Linked DNA regions of Homo sapiens: region 1 is linked to region 2. The links are chromatin loops, found by intact Hi-C in ENCODE. Cell type or tissue: IMR-90. All regions are shown on one strand. Links, peaks and the distances in the headings refer to the core of each region. The heading gives the core; the rest is flanking DNA. Region 1 has its middle 260 kb from the start of GABRA2. Region 2 overlaps LOC105374439 (a long non-coding RNA gene).

Region 1 (8,348 bases), core at 335-8,334, 1.9 Mb before region 2:
TTAAGGGAGGTTAAGTTCTTGATTTGGATCTCTGATTGTCATTGGTGTATAGAAATGCTACTAATTTTTGTACATTGATTTTTGTATCCTGTATCTTTAATGAATTTATTCATCAAATACAGGGTTCTTCTGGAGGAGTCTTTAGGGTTTTCTAATATAAGATCATATCATCAACAAACAGAGATGATTTGACTTTCTTTTTCAACTTGGATGGCCATTATCTCTTTCTGCTGCCTGATTGCTGTAGCAAGGACTTCAACTACACTGTTGATGAGGAGTAGTGAATGTGGGCATCCTTTTCATGTTCCAGTTCTTAGGGGAATTGCTTTCACACTTCCCTGTTCAGCATGATGTTAGGTATGGGTTTGTCTTCTGTGGCTCTTATAGTTTTGAGATCTGTTCCTTTTATGCCTAGTTTGTTGAGGGGTTTTATCATGAAGAATTGCAGAATTTTATCAAATGTGTTTTCTGTATCTATTGAGATGATCATATATTTTTTGCTTTCAACTCTGTTGGTGTAGTGAAAGACATTGTTTGATTTGTGTATGTTGAAGCATTCATTCATCCCTTAAATAAAACTCACTTGCTCGTTATTAACTTTTTTATGTGCTATTGGATTTGGTTCACTAGCATTTTGCTGAGGAGGTTTGCATGTGTGTTCATCAGGGATATTGACCTGCAGTTTTCTTTTGTTGATGTGTCCTTGTCTGGTTTTGGTACCAGGATGATACTGGCCTTGTAGAATGTATTAGGGAGAATTTCCTCCCACTCAATTTTTTGAAACAGTTTCAGTAAGATTGTTACCAGTTCTTCTTTGTACATCTATTAGAAATTGGCTGTGAATCCACCTGGTCTTGGACTTTTTTGGGAGGAGACTTTTTATTACTGACTCAATCTCACTACTCATTATGTGTCTGATCAAGATTTCTGTTTCTTTCTGGTTTGGTTTTGGAAGGTTGTGTGTTTCCAGGAAAGTATTTATTTGCTCTAAGGTTTTTAGTTTGTGGGCATAGGGATGTTTATAGTAGTCTCTGATGATCTTTTGTATTTCTGTGGAATCAGTTATAGTATCTCCTTTATCATTTCTGCTTGGCTTATTTGAATCTTCTCTCATTTTGTTCTTGGTAAATTTAGCTAATGTTCTATCAATTTTGTTTATCATTTCAAAAAAACAACTTTTCATTTTAATGATCCTTTGTAATTTTTCTAGTCTCAATTCCATTTAGTCTTATTGTGTGATCTTTGTTATTTATTTTGTTCTGCTAGCCTTGGGCTTGGTTTGCCCTTGTTTTCCTAGTTCCTTGAGATGCAACATTAGGTTGCAATCTTTCTTTCTTTTCAATGTAGGCAATCAATGCTATAAACTTTCCTCTTAGTACTGTTTTGCTGTATCTCATAGGTTTGATCTGTTATGTCTCCATTTTCATTTGTTTCAAATAATTTTTAATTTCCATCTTAATTTCATCATTGAGCCAAAGATCAATTCATGGGCAAGTTGTTTAATTTTTATGTGTTTTCATAGTGTCAGTAGTTCTGCTTGTTCTTGATTTCTAGTTTTATTTCACTGTCATCCAATAAGATTCTTGATATGATTTAGATATTTAAAAATTTCTTTAGACCTGTTTTATGATTGTTGTCTATCTCCTCTTAGGTGTGGTAGTATTTGTTTTATGAATCTGAGTGCTCTAATTTGGGGTGCATATATGTCAGATTGTTATATCTTCTTGCTTAATTGATCCCTTTATCATTATATGATGTACTTCTTTAACTTTTTTCACTGTTGATGATTTATTCTTGCTTACTTTTGGTTTGCATTTGCATGAAATATCATTTTTTACCCCCTTACCTTGAGTATCTAAGTGCCTTCACCAGTTAGGTGAGTTTCTTGTAAGCAACACTGTGTTGAATTCTTTTTTTTTAAATAAAATCCATTCCTCCAATAATGTATGTAAGGATGCATTTACAGCATTTACTTTCAAGGTTAACATTGATATGTGAGCTTTTGTTCTTGTAATAATGATAGTTGTCACCTAGTTGCTTTGTAGTCTAAATTGTGTTATAAAAATAGTTTCATAAACCCTGTGAGTTATGTTATCTCATATTTTTTATGATGGTGTGAATAACTTTTTGTTTCCATATTTAGAACTCTCTTGGGCATTTCTTGTAGGATCAGTCTAGTGATGACGAATTCCCTAAGCATTTACTCCTCTGAAAACAACTTTATTTCTCTGGCATTTATTACACTTAGTTTGGGTGGATGTAAAATTCTTGGCTGACAGTATTTTTCTTGAAGAAAACTAGCAATAGAACGCCAAACTTTTTTTGACTTGGAAGGTTTCTGCTGAGAAGTTCATTGTTGAGCTAATGGAGATTCTTTTATAGGAGATTAAACCATTTTCCCTTGCTGTTCGTAGAATTTTTTTCTTTCATGTTGACTTTATGAAGTCTGATGAATGCATACCTTGGTAAAGTCCATCTTGCAATGTATCTTTCCAGAGTTCCCTGAGCATCTTATAACTGGATGGATAGATCTGCATCAAGGCTAAGGAAGTTTTCCTGAATTATTTCCTCAAATAAGTTTTTCAAACTTTTTACTACTATTTCACCTTCTCACTCAGGAATTCCTATGACTTGTAGATTTTGGCATTGTACATCATCTCTTTGAAAACTTTATTAAATTTTAAAGTATTTTTCCTTTATTTTTGTCTGTCTTAGTTAATTTGAATGATTTGTCTTCAAGCTCTGAAGTTCTTTCTTCTTGGTCTAGTTCATTGATAAAGCTTTCCACTGTATTTTGTAATCCCTTCGAAGAATTTTTAATTTCCAGAAGTTCTATTTTTTTAATACCTATGGAATTATTTATTCATATGGCAAACTTTTTCTGATCTCTTTGTGTTGGCTGTCTACTTTCTCTTGGGCTTCACTTAGCTTATTTAAAATTAACGTTTTGAATTGTTTATCAAATATTTCAAAGAATTCATTTTGGTTAGCATCTACTGCTGGAGAGCTTGTGTGATCCATTGGGGGTGTTATAACACTATTTTTTCATATACCAGGGTTATTTTTCTGGTTCCTTCTCATTTGGGAAAAGCTATCTCATGATTTTTTAAATTTACTTGTTTTTGGATGGGTTTACTTTCCCCTTTGAGGATACAATTATACTGTATGTTTTGTATGGTTGCTTGGCTTTAGTGTGAGTGCTTTCAGTGGTAAAGGCTCTGTATGTATTCTTTGGGTATAGATAGCCCTTGTGCAGTGGCTTTTTCAAATGCTGGTTTTAGTAGCAATATACTGATGTATGAGTGGACTCACTGCCTTCTGCAGGCCTGAAATTGCAGAGGTCTCAGTAAGCTTGTGTCATTCCTCAGTTCTATGCACTTCTTGCGTTGTGCAGCTCAGCTTCCAGGCCAGTAGGTGGTGCTAACAGGTAAGAGCTGGCTACAGCAGAGGCACATGGGTATATGCTTGATCTCTGTTTACCAGAAGAAGCTGTTTGTTGCCTCAGGCAATGAGCTAACCTGTGGAATGCCTGTGCTCTGAGCTCTCTGCTCAGCTTAACGTGAGGGACAAATGAAGGTGGAACTGGACTGCCAAGCTCACTCTTGTATACCCCAATGGCAAGCACAAATACCATCCCTGATTGTGGTTTTGGGAATAGCTCCTGGTGAAATGTTCTGAGGTCTCTGTAGGGATGGGGAGCTAGCTACCCCAGCTTCATGATCTGGGCAGGCAGTAAAGCAATCAACTTCCCTGTCACAACCCTGTCCTGGGGCTCAAGCTCTCATCTCAGACAGACACTGCAGTCTATCTTTAGGTCACAATTTAGCTGAGAGCTGTGGCGGATGCCTGCCCTGTAGTGCTCCTTCAATATGGCTTTGGTGTGGAACCTCTTTCCTCAGCCCCAGACAGACAGCTTTGTGGCTCACCTGTCCTCCACTACAGGAATCCTGCCATTTCATGTGGAGAGGAGGAAGGGCCCTGTCTTTTGTGCAATCCCAGGTCTGGTGGGCACACCACCAGTGGAGGCACATCCACCCCCTAATATCCCAGGAATGGCCATCCACAGGTGGCCATTGCCTAATCACCCATGGAAGCAGCTACAGCATTTGCAGCAGGGAAGCAGAGGGAAAGCACATCTTCATGTCCATTCCTGAGCACTGGGGTCACTTGCCTGCTGGAGTGGAACCACACTCTTTCCCCATAGAGATGAGCGTAGCACCCACATCTGCACTGGAAAAGATGCAGTTACTATCAGTCCATAAAGGAAGAGTGCTCAGGCACAGGAAAGTTTATGCTCTGGTTTCCATTGGCTCTAGGTGTGCTCCCTTGGCATGCTGCACTTCCCTTTCCCCTAGGAGCAGCATACCACAAGAGCCACACCACCAAGAATCCTGCAGCTACTCTAGGTCCAGCCAGGCCTGTGGGGCTTCAGCAATTTGAGCAGGTGCCAGGGAATGTTTTTCTGGTTCCACTGCCCATGTCGTGCCTTGAACTTGCAAGGGCAGAGGAACTGTCTGATAATTCAGAAACCAGAAGTCTGGCACAGGAGTGAGGGGGGCCAAAAATACCTCTACCTACCCTTTCCTTGGAACACCAAGTCTCTTGGGGTTTGATCTTTGCTAGACTCTTGCCTCCTTCTTTTTCCATACCCTAGCTTCTTTCCATGAGTTTTCTGATGAACTCTGGATTGCTCTCCTTAATATTTTATTTGAGTTTCACTTATTCATCTGTAACTTTGTTCTTCTTTCTGAGGAAAACTGGTATCTGATTGCTCTAGTCAGTCAGCTTGAAGAGAAAGTGTAAAAAAACCACCATTTTTAAAATACATACTTTTTATGGACTCAAGCTCCCAAAGCTATTACAAAGCAATTTGATGGCAAGGTAATAATTGGTCACAATATTAATCACCCTTCTTTTCCCATAACTCCCTTCTGTCTATGTCATTGTCAAATAAACATTCTAAAGCAACCAATGTTGAAGACTGAAACATACCAGTATATTGCTAGAGCAACCAAAATAATCATTTAAGCTTTAAGCATCACTTGCACCCAAACTTCAATTAATTTTTATAGACATACAAAACAAATTATGAACTAAATAGATAGATCTGAGTAATATGCCATTAAATTGAAAATATGTTGAAACTTAAAGTACTGCATCTCTAATGCTTGCCCTCTATAGGGGAGCATTATTACAAATATGACTTAGTTAATTCCTTCAGAATTAATTTCCTTAGTTAAATCCTTCAGAAACTGGCAGGCATAGAAAAGCACAAAAAAAAATATAGAGGAAAAGTTTGTAAATACTTCTTGATATATTTTTACCTTAAAGGAGAAAGTAAGAAGTAGAACTCAGAACTTACAAATCTAAGCAGGAAATAAAAAGAAGGGTAATCATGTGAAGAAAAATAATCTTACACAATTATACTGTGAGCACAGAGATCTGGAGAGAGAAATAGGTGACTGGACAGTCATAGCCAATCAATTAGAAATGGATTTTAAATGTTTTTTTTTCTTTTAAAAAACAAAGTGTCCCACACTTGTGCAATGAAATTAAAGTCCTGCTCAACCCATGCATCTTCAAAAGAATCATATTATGATGTTCAAACTTTCTTCTCTGAATACAGAAGGAATTAAGCACCAAAACAGCTATAAAGTAGAGGAATTGCAGTGTTGATTTAGGGTGGAAGGTAAGGATTCTCCATAAGTAGCTTCACTGCCAAATGCCCTGTGATGGCTTTTAGATAATACCCAGTTATCTAAAGATCAAGTACACCGCTCTTGCATATCTCTTAGCTGCTCACTTGACTGACCCAATGGCCCTGGGAAGGTGTGCCTGGAAGCACTTATCAAAATTAGTTTTGAAGGCACTGGGATGCTAAAGCTCTCCAACTGACACCTCCAGAAATGGATACAAAATAGGTATTATTTGACAGGTGATTCAAATTTGAGAAGGAAAAATTAAAAAAAGAAGTAAATACCCGGCAACATGATAAGTCTTAAGGGAATCCCTTAAGACTTGTAACTTTTGCCTGCTTTACTGACGGTTTTATAGTTAAACATAAGCATTTCAATGCCAGGTACTTCTGTTTAGAATGCCCTGAATTGAATGCTGTCACTCATAAAATCATTATTTGCTGAGCTATTAAAATAGATAATTTAACGAGATTGACATATACTGCTTCTCTGATGTATACCACATTATACAGAAATGGAAAATGCAAACTAAATTTAAGAAGATCTAAAAAATGAGGGTGAATGATGGGATTTAAGGGATACAACAAGAAATATCAGCTTTCTGACACTCCCTACTTAACCGTTTTTTAGAGAAGCTAATGCAGATTATAATGTCAAGTTCTGATCACCATGGCAACATTTATGCATGCAAAAGGCACTCACATGGTTATGAAATTTCTTGATTTCACATTCTGGAATCAGAGTTTAATCAGTTCTCTATCCTACTGGGAATAGGAAAAATAGGGGAAGCATAAAAGAAGTCTGTGTCTACTGACAGTTGCAATCTGTCACTTTCATTTTCCTGAAGGCTAAATAATAAAGACCTTTCTTGGACCAGAGATTGGGATTTCAAGCAAAATTTTATCTGTTTTGCTGGCTCCAGTAAAATGCTGCCACACTTTAATAATATAATAGGAGATAACCCTTAGAAAATGTCAAGGGAATTTTCCTTCCCCTGTTCAGTTAAATTGTTCCATTTTCTCAAAAGTACTGTAGATCTTTAAATTATTAATAGAGTTACTTAGTAAGGGTGAGAATATATTGTGCAAAATACATATAGTCTATCTATTGTAATCTCTATTTTATTTTATCTAATTATCATACATTTTTAGGGTAATTTTTCCTAACTATGTAGTTTGCCAATTAAGGTGGGACCATGAAATATACATAAGAGCAAAGAGGAGGCCACCATGATATTTTGATATCATTAATTATTCAAGAATAGCAGTGATATAGATAAGAGTCTATCATTGTTTTATGTCTGTGAAATACTATAAATCAAATATTTTTTTCTTGTGGCTAGCAGACAAAATATGACATTCCTACCATATCATGAGGCATACCAATTCTAAAGATCTGAATCAAACTAAGCAGGTTTTTAAGAGTTATGCTTTTAGAGAATCCACAAAATGTCACTTACACTTTCAGTTTATACAAATGCACTATGTTCAAACTTGATAATTCTTATCTGCAACTAATAAATTATAATAATAAAATTTTGATTTCAGATATAATTAGACTTATAGAGCAGCCATAACATTTTATTAATATGTAAGTACTAATCATGAGGTTTCTGGAGAACAAGGATGAGTCTTGAAAAAATTTATACTAATTTCTAATTTTCATTTAAGTTTTGGACACCTGCACCCCTCCTTCTTTCTCCTATGACTTGATAATCGCATTTTGTTTATATCATCAGTTTCACTAAACATCATTCAATAATTTAATAATAATAAGACTTCCAATAATGTTACCAAAGAGGATATGTGATTCCTTTCTGAAGGAAACAAATATTAAAATGGATAAAATTGTCCAAAACAATCATTGCAAGGGCTTCAAATAAGCATGGTAGGAAAGAGTGGCCCTTCTTGCTTAGGGCTGCTCCTACTCTCTGCCTCCCTGCAACATGCACTTAGTTAAATTTTCAATAATTATAACTTTATCTTGAAAACAAGGGGCTCTGCTGCCACAAAGGTCAAACTCAATTCTGGATGGAGGGTGAAAACCTGCATCTTTGCTGTCTCAATGTTGCAGTTTGGTTTGTGCAAGCATAAGGCCATAAATTGATGGAGAGTTCCTAAATATGAAAGAACCATAAAGTAAATAAGGTAACTTCTCCACAGGTCACTGGTTGACTGCTAAACCTTGCTTGTGTGAGAGAGACCATGGAAAGATGGGCAAAATGTGAAAGGCAAGGAAGATGGAGAATGGTTTGCAACTCATTCACATGCTACTCTATTAGCAGAGGATGGAAGTCTTGAGACTTACATGGGCACAAACTCTGCCCATCACAGTCAAAGTGCTGAAAGTCAAAGCAAAGAGTGTATTACTTAAGCTACAATTGAAAAACAACTCATCATAAATGCCAACAATGTTAATTATCCCTCATTAGGAACAGTAAGTTAAAAAGGCTGTAGGATGGCATATTCAAAGTTCTAAAAGAAAAAATTTATAAATCAAGATTTTATATTCAGCAAAACAATCTTTTACAAATGAATGCAAAATAAGGACAGCATGAGATAAACAAAAACTGAGATTGGTTTTGTTAGTAGACATCCACTACAAAAAATGTATATAAATAATGTGTGTATATATAAAAACACACAAATATTT
Region 2 (8,330 bases), core at 1-8,000:
TTGATGTGTTGTACCTTTAACCTTTATTTTTATTTAATTCAAAATATTTTGTAATTTCTCCCATGATTTCTTGAGCCATTAGTCATTTATAAGTATATTGTTTAATTTCCAGTTGAGGTTTTTATAGATAATCATTGATCTTTAATTTATTTTCTATGGTATAGAACATACTCTGTATGATATCAATCTTTTGAAATATATTGAGACATATTTATGACCTGTAGATGGTCTATTTTTGGGAATGTACCACATACACTTGAAAAGAATATATATTCCACAACTTGGACTATATATCCAATTGTAGAGCACTTCATCCAATATGGAATATTGGATGAAGTGCTCTACAATTGATCTTAGCCAAAAGTCTGAGAAGTGATAGACAAAGTCCTCTAAATATTATTAATTAGGTCAAGGCTAAAATTGTGTATATTTTTACTGATTTATATCTAATTGTTCTATCAATTACTCATAGAGCAGTGTCAAATTTTCCAGCTATGTTCATATGTCAGTTTCTCCCATTAGCTCTGTTTATTTTTTTATGTATGTGTTTTCAAGCTCAACTATTAGGGGCATATATAGTTAGAATTGTTATGTCTTCTTGATTCATTGACCCTTTTATCATTATGAAATGATAAAATGGCCCTCTTTCTCTCAGATAATCCTATTTGTCTTGAAATACATCTTATCTGATATTAGTATAATCACATCAGCTCTTTGATGGTTACTATTTGCATGACATATATTTTTCTATTGATTTTCTTTCAATTTGTCTGGGTTTCAGCAACTGAGTTGTTTGTTCTCAATAGCATATTTTAGGTGTTTGTTATAAATAGCATATTTAGGTGTTGTTATAAATAGCATATTTTCAGAACTTTTAAAATCTAGTAGTATAATCTCTGCTTTTTACTGAGTGTCTAGTTTATCTTTGTAAAATGTAATAATACAGTGGAGTTTAGAGGCAACATTTTTAAATGTTTAGATCTAACATTTTATACACCAGAGATTACAAAATTAATTCTTATAACAGTCTACTTACATTTAATCTTATACCACATTACATAAAATGTTAAGAACTTTGCCAGAATATCCTTCCATTTACCCTCCCCTCATGTTCTTTTTGCTATTGTTGTCTTTTATTTTATGCTTTACACCTACATACTACAAGCCCCAAAATCCAAACATATAATATAGCAAATAACTTTTAAGAAATTCAGGGAAAAATAGTCTTTTATATTTACTCTCATTTTACCATTTTTGGAGCTCTTTATTGTTGCCTGTAAATCCAAGTTTATATTTAATGTTATTTCCTTTCATCCTGAATAATTTATTCTACCTTCCTTGTACTCCAGATCATCTTGAATTATTTCAGCTGTTACATATCTGTGAATGTCTATCTGGCTTTTATTTTTTATATAGAATGCTACATATAAAATATTAGATTGACCCTTTTTTTCCCTCTGAGTACCAAAGTTATAATGTCATTGTCTACCCACCTTTGTTTCTCATGAGAAGATGGTGCATTTTGTATTATTTTTCACACTTACAAACTTTATCTAACCCCTACTCCCAACTGCTTCCAAGGTTTCTTTCTTTACTTTTGGTTTTCAGTCATTTGACTATGATGTTCCTAGTGTTATGTGTATATATTATTTTTTTGATGCTTAAGGTATATGTTTCTCTAGGTTGGTGTTTATTCACCAAATCTGGAGAAATTTAGCCATCATTTCTGTTTTTAAAAAATTTCTTTTAACCTTTTTTCAAGACAGGGTCTCACTCTGTTGCCCAGGCTGGAGAGCAATGGTGTGATCATTGCAGCTTCAAACTTCTTGCCAGGCACAAGGGATTCTCCCACCTCAGACTCCTGGGTAGCTAGAACTACAGGTTCATGCCACGACACTTGGCTAATTTTCTTTCTTTCTTTTTTTTTTTTCTTTAAGAGATTAGGTATCATTATGTTGCCTGGGCCAGTCTAGAACTCCTGGTCTCAAGCAGTCCTACCACCTTGGCCTCCCAAAGCTTTGGGATTACAGGCATGAGCCACCATGCCCAGTCTAGATATCATTTCTTTGAATAATGTTCTTATTCATATCTTGTGCTTATTCTTTGTATATTCCAGTTACACACACATTAGTATGATATTATCCTACAATGCACTGAGGTTCCATTCATTTTTTAAATTATTTTTCTCTCTATTCTTCAGATTATATGATTTCTATTAATTTGTCCTCAAATTCACTGACCAATCTTTTCTTCTGCCATCTTCTCTCTGCTATTAAACCTCACCAGTAAATTTTCAAGTAATATTACATTTCAAGTAATATACTTTTAAATAGAATTCTTATTTTTTTCTTTCTTATAACATCCATTTCTCTGCTCAGATTCTTCATCTCTTCAGCATCATTTCCTTTACATCCTTGAACATGCCTATAGTAGCTGAATTTTAAATCTTTGTCTTCCAATTCTATCATCTCCAAGAATGTTTCAATTATGTACTTTTACTTTTAAAAATCAGCCACATTTTCCTGTTTTTTTTTTCCCCCATGTGTAGTAACTTTTAGTTTTATGCTATGCATTATGGATTGTAAAAACTAGACTCCGGATTCTAGAATCTTCCTCTAAAGAGTGCTGATTTGTGGTTAGTAAATAACTAAATTACTATGTATCTTCAACTTGTGTGGGCTTGATTTTATAATTTCTTGGGGAGGATTTGTTTCAGTTTAGCCTAGTCCTGAGGAAATAATCATTATTCCTAAGTCATAGCCCTTCTGGGGTTTCAATTAAAAGCAAATCTCATTTGGAAATATTTAAGTGTCAATTCCCATGATCCTTGTGCTGGGCAGAAATTCAAATCTTTGCTTAGCATTTTCAGCCTACAGGCAGGTTTTCTTTCTATATTCCTTGGAATCTCCACTGTGCATGCACAGTTCTGGTTTATCCAACGATGTGAGAGAAGTTTATATGCAGATTTTGGGTCGTTCCTCTTTTTCAAGTATTTTCCTATTCAATTTCCAGCTGGCTGGCAGTCCTGAACTCTAACTCTAACCACTTAAGCTATGAAAACTGTGGCTTTTTGCTTGAGTTTTACTCCCTGGCACCACAGACAAATATTGTTTATCACTGGCAGATCTGAGGCACAAGATCAGGGACACCTGGCTTAGAACTAGTGCTAGAGAATGAAATAGCACCAGGCTAGAAAATGGAGGGTAAGCATTCATCTGGGAGTGAATCTTTCGTGGCCAAAAGTTAAAGGAAGAGAATCCAGCAGCTCCTAGGCCTGGAATCATTATTCCTACGGATCAATCAGAACCAGATAAGTCAGGGAAAGGCACCAGTCCAATAATAACTTATTAAGCAGAAGTGATCAAAAACACATTAACTTGTTCTAAAATGTTGTAAGAACTTTCCAGGGTATTGATTCCCCCTTGTGTCTTACGTCACTCACTACAAAAGAACACCTTGTAGTAATAGTCATTTGATTATGCTGTCATAAAATATTTTACGTAACCAAAAAAATACTTCCGTTGTTGCTGTCTTACTATTTGTCTATTATGGCTATAAAAGAGTAAAAACATTTTCATTCCCTTTCATCCAAAAACTTTACAATCTAACAGTTAATGAAAGGTACTCTTAGAAAGATAGGATGACAAGGGACTACTGAAATCATGAAACCTGCCACCTTCATTTTACAAAGGGGAAAACTGGAGAGTAAGGGACTAGATCATGTCCCCGGACAGTGAATGATAGAGTCAGATCGGAACCTAGCTCTCCTTCCTGAGTCAACGACCCTGTTCCATCTATTTCACTGCATACTGTCTCCTCCATGATTCCCTGGGGCCCTGGAAAGCATCCAGCCTATAAACTTCCTCAAATTGGCAAAGCATCCTAAAATACATACATGGTTATTTTGGACATAATCACTATTTAGTTATCTCTGAATAAAATCTCGAGAAAAATCAGTAGCTCTACGGAATCACTTAATTTACCAAGGATGGTATTTTAGTCTCTAGGAACATCTATCTAAATTTAGACTTTTCCTGCAGCAATATTTCTTTAAACTGTACACCACGAACCACAAATTATCCAGTTACATCACTTCGCTTTTAAGTCATTGGTTTTTTTAAAAAAAATAGGTAAATAGTGACCCCCAGTGGCAAAACTTGTTAGTATCCGCACACTGTAAAGAATTGAAATAAAATGAGATGCTGGTCAGGACAGTTTTGACTGATTGTAGGATATTAGTGTCCAGTAAACATACCCTAACAAACATTAAAAAAAAGAAAATGACTCTCATGTATTCCTATGGAATATCTCTAAAAGAGAGATGGCAAGTTATTTCTTATTGTGTAATTGAATACTATTGTTTACTTTTACTTGTAGTGCCATTTTTTTTTACTATATTCAAAAATTAATTTGGAAATTGATTTAAAAAGCTATAACCATGAATATAAACTAACATATTCAGAAATAACTGACCTTAAGCTACATTTTTATGTTGGTGCTACTCCGGTAAAATCCAGAACACAATCCGTATATCCAAGCTTGCAGATTGACTCATATGTATTAAGTGAGTGAGAGACCAGTAGGCAATGATTATCTCTTTGCTAAATAAATATTGCCATTCCAGGAGGCATATGCTGAAGCTGTGAAGATTCTCCAAATTCTTAAACATTATTATAGCATATAATTTCCTTCATAAAATGCCATAACTAAATGGAAAAAAAAGTTCTTCACACCCTTATCGATTTCATAAAACAGCTCTAAATTTTTGCACTTATAGAGCTATAAAAATTAATTCTCCCTAGAGTACTCACTGAAATAATTTCATGACCTATATTTTCACATTTTAAGGTAAAATACATAGTGATCTTGCATATGACATACAGTTATGCCATAGGGAATTTAACTGCTTGGTTTCAACACAGCCCGTGCTTCTATTTCATAAGCAGTCATTTTGTGAGACTTCTTTACTTTCTCATTATTTCCTGTTCATCTTCTTTTCAGGTCCACTTTCAACAGAATAAATAGAGTTATTTATCACATATGTGATGAATCAAAAGCACTAAATCCTTGTGCATGTGTGTGTGCATGCGTGCATGTACGTGCATAATTTACAAATATCAATCATCTTCTGGATCTGGTGGAAATTACTTTGAATTATTGCTAGGATTTAAAATATACATCAAAACGTGGACATTTACAGCTAGATGCTCTATTTGAAAATCATATTGTCTATGGAGCCAATAAGATGAGCTCTCATTTAAGGTAACAAGTATCAACATGCTTCTAAAGGAAAATATTAATAACATAAGTGTGAACTTGTGACTGATTTAGAGAAAACAGAAAGCAAGCTAGAGCATAAATGGAAGCTGTTTAAAATTTTTTGTGTGATGTCTGTAAGATATAGAAAAACTAATCCTGACTTTGACAGTAAGCTGTTTACTCTGTTTAGTTCATGAGAACTCCATCTGTCCAAGTTATTTTGCTGCATGAAGAAAGGGACAGGAAATTTGCATGTAAAGACCTATTTACAAATTGATGTAATTTCATTTTAGAAAACTGTGGAAATCTACTACTTGGAGTTTTTAGTTTCTAGACTTCTGTTTCCAACTAAATAGTTTATTTATTGAGTAAATAATCATTAAGATCATTTAGGTTCTCTGGGATGTTAACATAACAAAACAGTGGATAAAATACACTAACAGTTGATTTAACTCTGAGAATATATTCACAATAAATTATCCCACTTTTGATGTTTTTATTTCCCCCACAGGAGCAACATTCAATAAACAAGTCACAGGATTACATAACTGACAAACATCACCAGAATACATAAATATGTTACTATTCCTTTTAGTCTGAAGCTATAGCTACTACATAATATTGAAGTGTATATATTAAATGTTGATTTGGGTGACATTATATTGATTACAACCTTTTATTCAAGAGCATGTCTAAAAGCTTAGCAATAACTAAGATTCATATTAGTAACCTGGAGGCCCTAAAACATTCTTCTATGTGATTAATAAAAGATTAATTATAATGTTTATGTAGTTTTCTGTTAACTAGGTAGCAAAAGTAACAGTAACATGAGGAGTAATAATAGTAATAGCAACAGCAGCTTACATTTATTGAGAAAGATGTGTTCATCATTGTCCTAGTCTTTATATCAATTATGTTGACTAATACAACCTTATGAAGTAGAGATAAGAAAAATAGGTGGTAAGTGGTATAAGGTAGGTGTTCAAGGTGACATAAGTAATAAGTGGTGAAAGTTAAGTGTTCAAGGTCAGACAGATGGCAAGTGGTAGCAATTACATGTCCAAGGTCACAAAGGTATTAACTGGTAGAGGTTTTGTGCCCAAGGTCACATAGACGCTAAGAAGTTAGTTATTCAAGTTGAAATAAAGGTAAAGGTTATTTTCTCTACTGTGGAACAGGTGGAAAGTGACAGAGTTATATGTTCAAGACCACAAAGGTGGTATGTGGTAGGATTTACATATCTGAGGCTATATAGGTGGCAAGTAATAGTCTCTCTAGTCTCAGTTTTATCATCAGTAATCTGCAGTTTTGGTCTGGTTGACTGTGGAAGACACCGCTAGTTGCCCCAAATCTGTCTTTTTTTCTGACACAGTAAGGCAGCTATAGCTGACATGACTGCCTAACGAGGACTTTATTTCCCAGTGCCCCTTGTAGACAGGTGCAGCTTAGTGATTGAGTTCTTACTAATGAAATGTCAGCAGAAGTGACACGTAATTACTTCTGGCCTAGCCTGTAAAACCTTGCACGGAGACCCTGTATCCAGGCTCACTTCACAAGCTGAAAGAAAGTACCTGAACAGGGAAGCTGTTGAGGACAATGGCTTAGGGTTTCACCCAGAAACAAACTAGAAATAAGCCAGTTCTCTAAAGGATTGGCTGGAGCATAGCTGTATGCCAACCTATAATGCTCACCTCAGACTGTAAGATGCAAAAAATGTTTATTTTCTCTAAGCCACTAAACTTGTTTTATTTGTTATATCAGCTGAGCCTTCCCTTAACTAACTTGCAGATGCCTTGAATTCTAAAATGCTGAAGTTTTAAATAATTGAAAAGTTGGTAATGTTATGGTCATAAATTTTAAAACGTATAAAGCAATAAATCATTTGATAAATCTAGAATCCCTAGCACTGACTCCTTTCCATAAGATATTTTATAATATACATCATGTCTGATGTTTAGTTCTCTGGATTCTAATCCTTTGCCTTTCTTTATATCATGGCATCACTTATTATAACTTCAACACCCCCTATCATATTTCCTTAGACTTTAATCCATACTAAAATATTAAGTAAAAACCACAATAAAGAGATCATGGTATTTTGCTACAGATAAGAAATTGTGCCAGATCAGTTTTCCAGCATTTGAACAACTTTATGCTCAGAATCCACGATTAAACTGAAAGAGATTTTCTTTCCATAATACCAATCACCTTTAGTTTTAATGAATATAAAAGAGATGAAAACTGTGAAAATAAATCAATGCATTCTTCCTCAGAAAAGCAGTTTGCAGTAAATAGTATGTTGGATAATTTAAATTATAAAAAATGTTTGATTTTTTTTAAAACAGTCCTGTGGAAATTATTCCAGTTTTGGAAAGATGGGGGCAAGTCTCAGACATGTTGCAAATTAGCTAATAGTAGCAGCTCCATCTTGTTCCATTCACAAGTGTTTCAAAATATCCATTAAGCACCCTATGAATCACGGGTGGGATGGTGTGTCACAAAAATATGTAAAACACAATTCTAACTTTACAGAAGTTTCCAATCTAGTTAGGGAGAGGAAACTAATACATTTGATGTTAAATACAAATGTGAAAGACATTCATCGAAAGAATAGTTCAATACATGCTGAAGTGAATTAGAGAAAAATTCCCAGGACAAAAGCATCTCAATTTTAATTTTGATTGGCAGCTCAAGGACTGTTTCAAAAGTGTGAAGAAACTGGAATGAACAAAGTTAATAAAAATAGTGGGACATTTCCAGGTCAGGAGAAGTAAGGAGGTGGAAATCTGGGCCGGACTAGAACAAAAATAAAGGAAGAAAAGGAAAGATGGTGCTAAATTATTGAAGACTTTGAAATGTAAGTTTAGAATTTGTGTTTGACACCATAGGAAATAAGAATAAATTATATATTTCCAAGAGAGTTGCCTGCTGAAATGTTTTAGAAATATTACTATGAAAGCTTTGTGGGAAATGAACTGAATTGATGAGAAATTGAAGACAAATAGACATCAGTTTCATGGAAATATGAAATACACATGTTGGTAAACCACAATAAGCATCATTGAGGATGT

What was found. Hi-C counts contacts between places; a loop is a spot of excess contacts. Peaks named below come from ENCODE experiments on the same cell type or tissue, not always from the same donor. Only the 100,000 strongest peaks of a DNase experiment are listed, where the experiment ranks them.
Region 1: it touches region 2 in a loop (25-fold over the local background); 6 of 110 quality-filtered maps call a loop at or near these places.

Annotation. Positions count from the first base shown.
Region 1 is chr4:46,643,401-46,651,748 of GRCh38, reverse strand. No RefSeq gene overlaps it. Among named protein-coding and RNA genes, the nearest start is that of GABRA2, 260 kb to the right of the region's middle. In IMR-90, for the core only: a CTCF peak has its summit at 3,408 (motif pointing right); a DNase peak (open chromatin) is centred at 3,428.
Region 2 is chr4:44,756,149-44,764,478 of GRCh38, reverse strand. The region is part of intron 1 of LOC105374439 (a long non-coding RNA gene); the gene reads right to left. The region is part of intron 1 of LOC112268465 (a long non-coding RNA gene); the gene reads left to right. Among named protein-coding and RNA genes, the nearest start is that of GNPDA2, 34 kb to the right of the region's middle. In IMR-90, for the core only: a CTCF peak has its summit at 4,151 (motif pointing left); no DNase peak of the experiment used is centred there.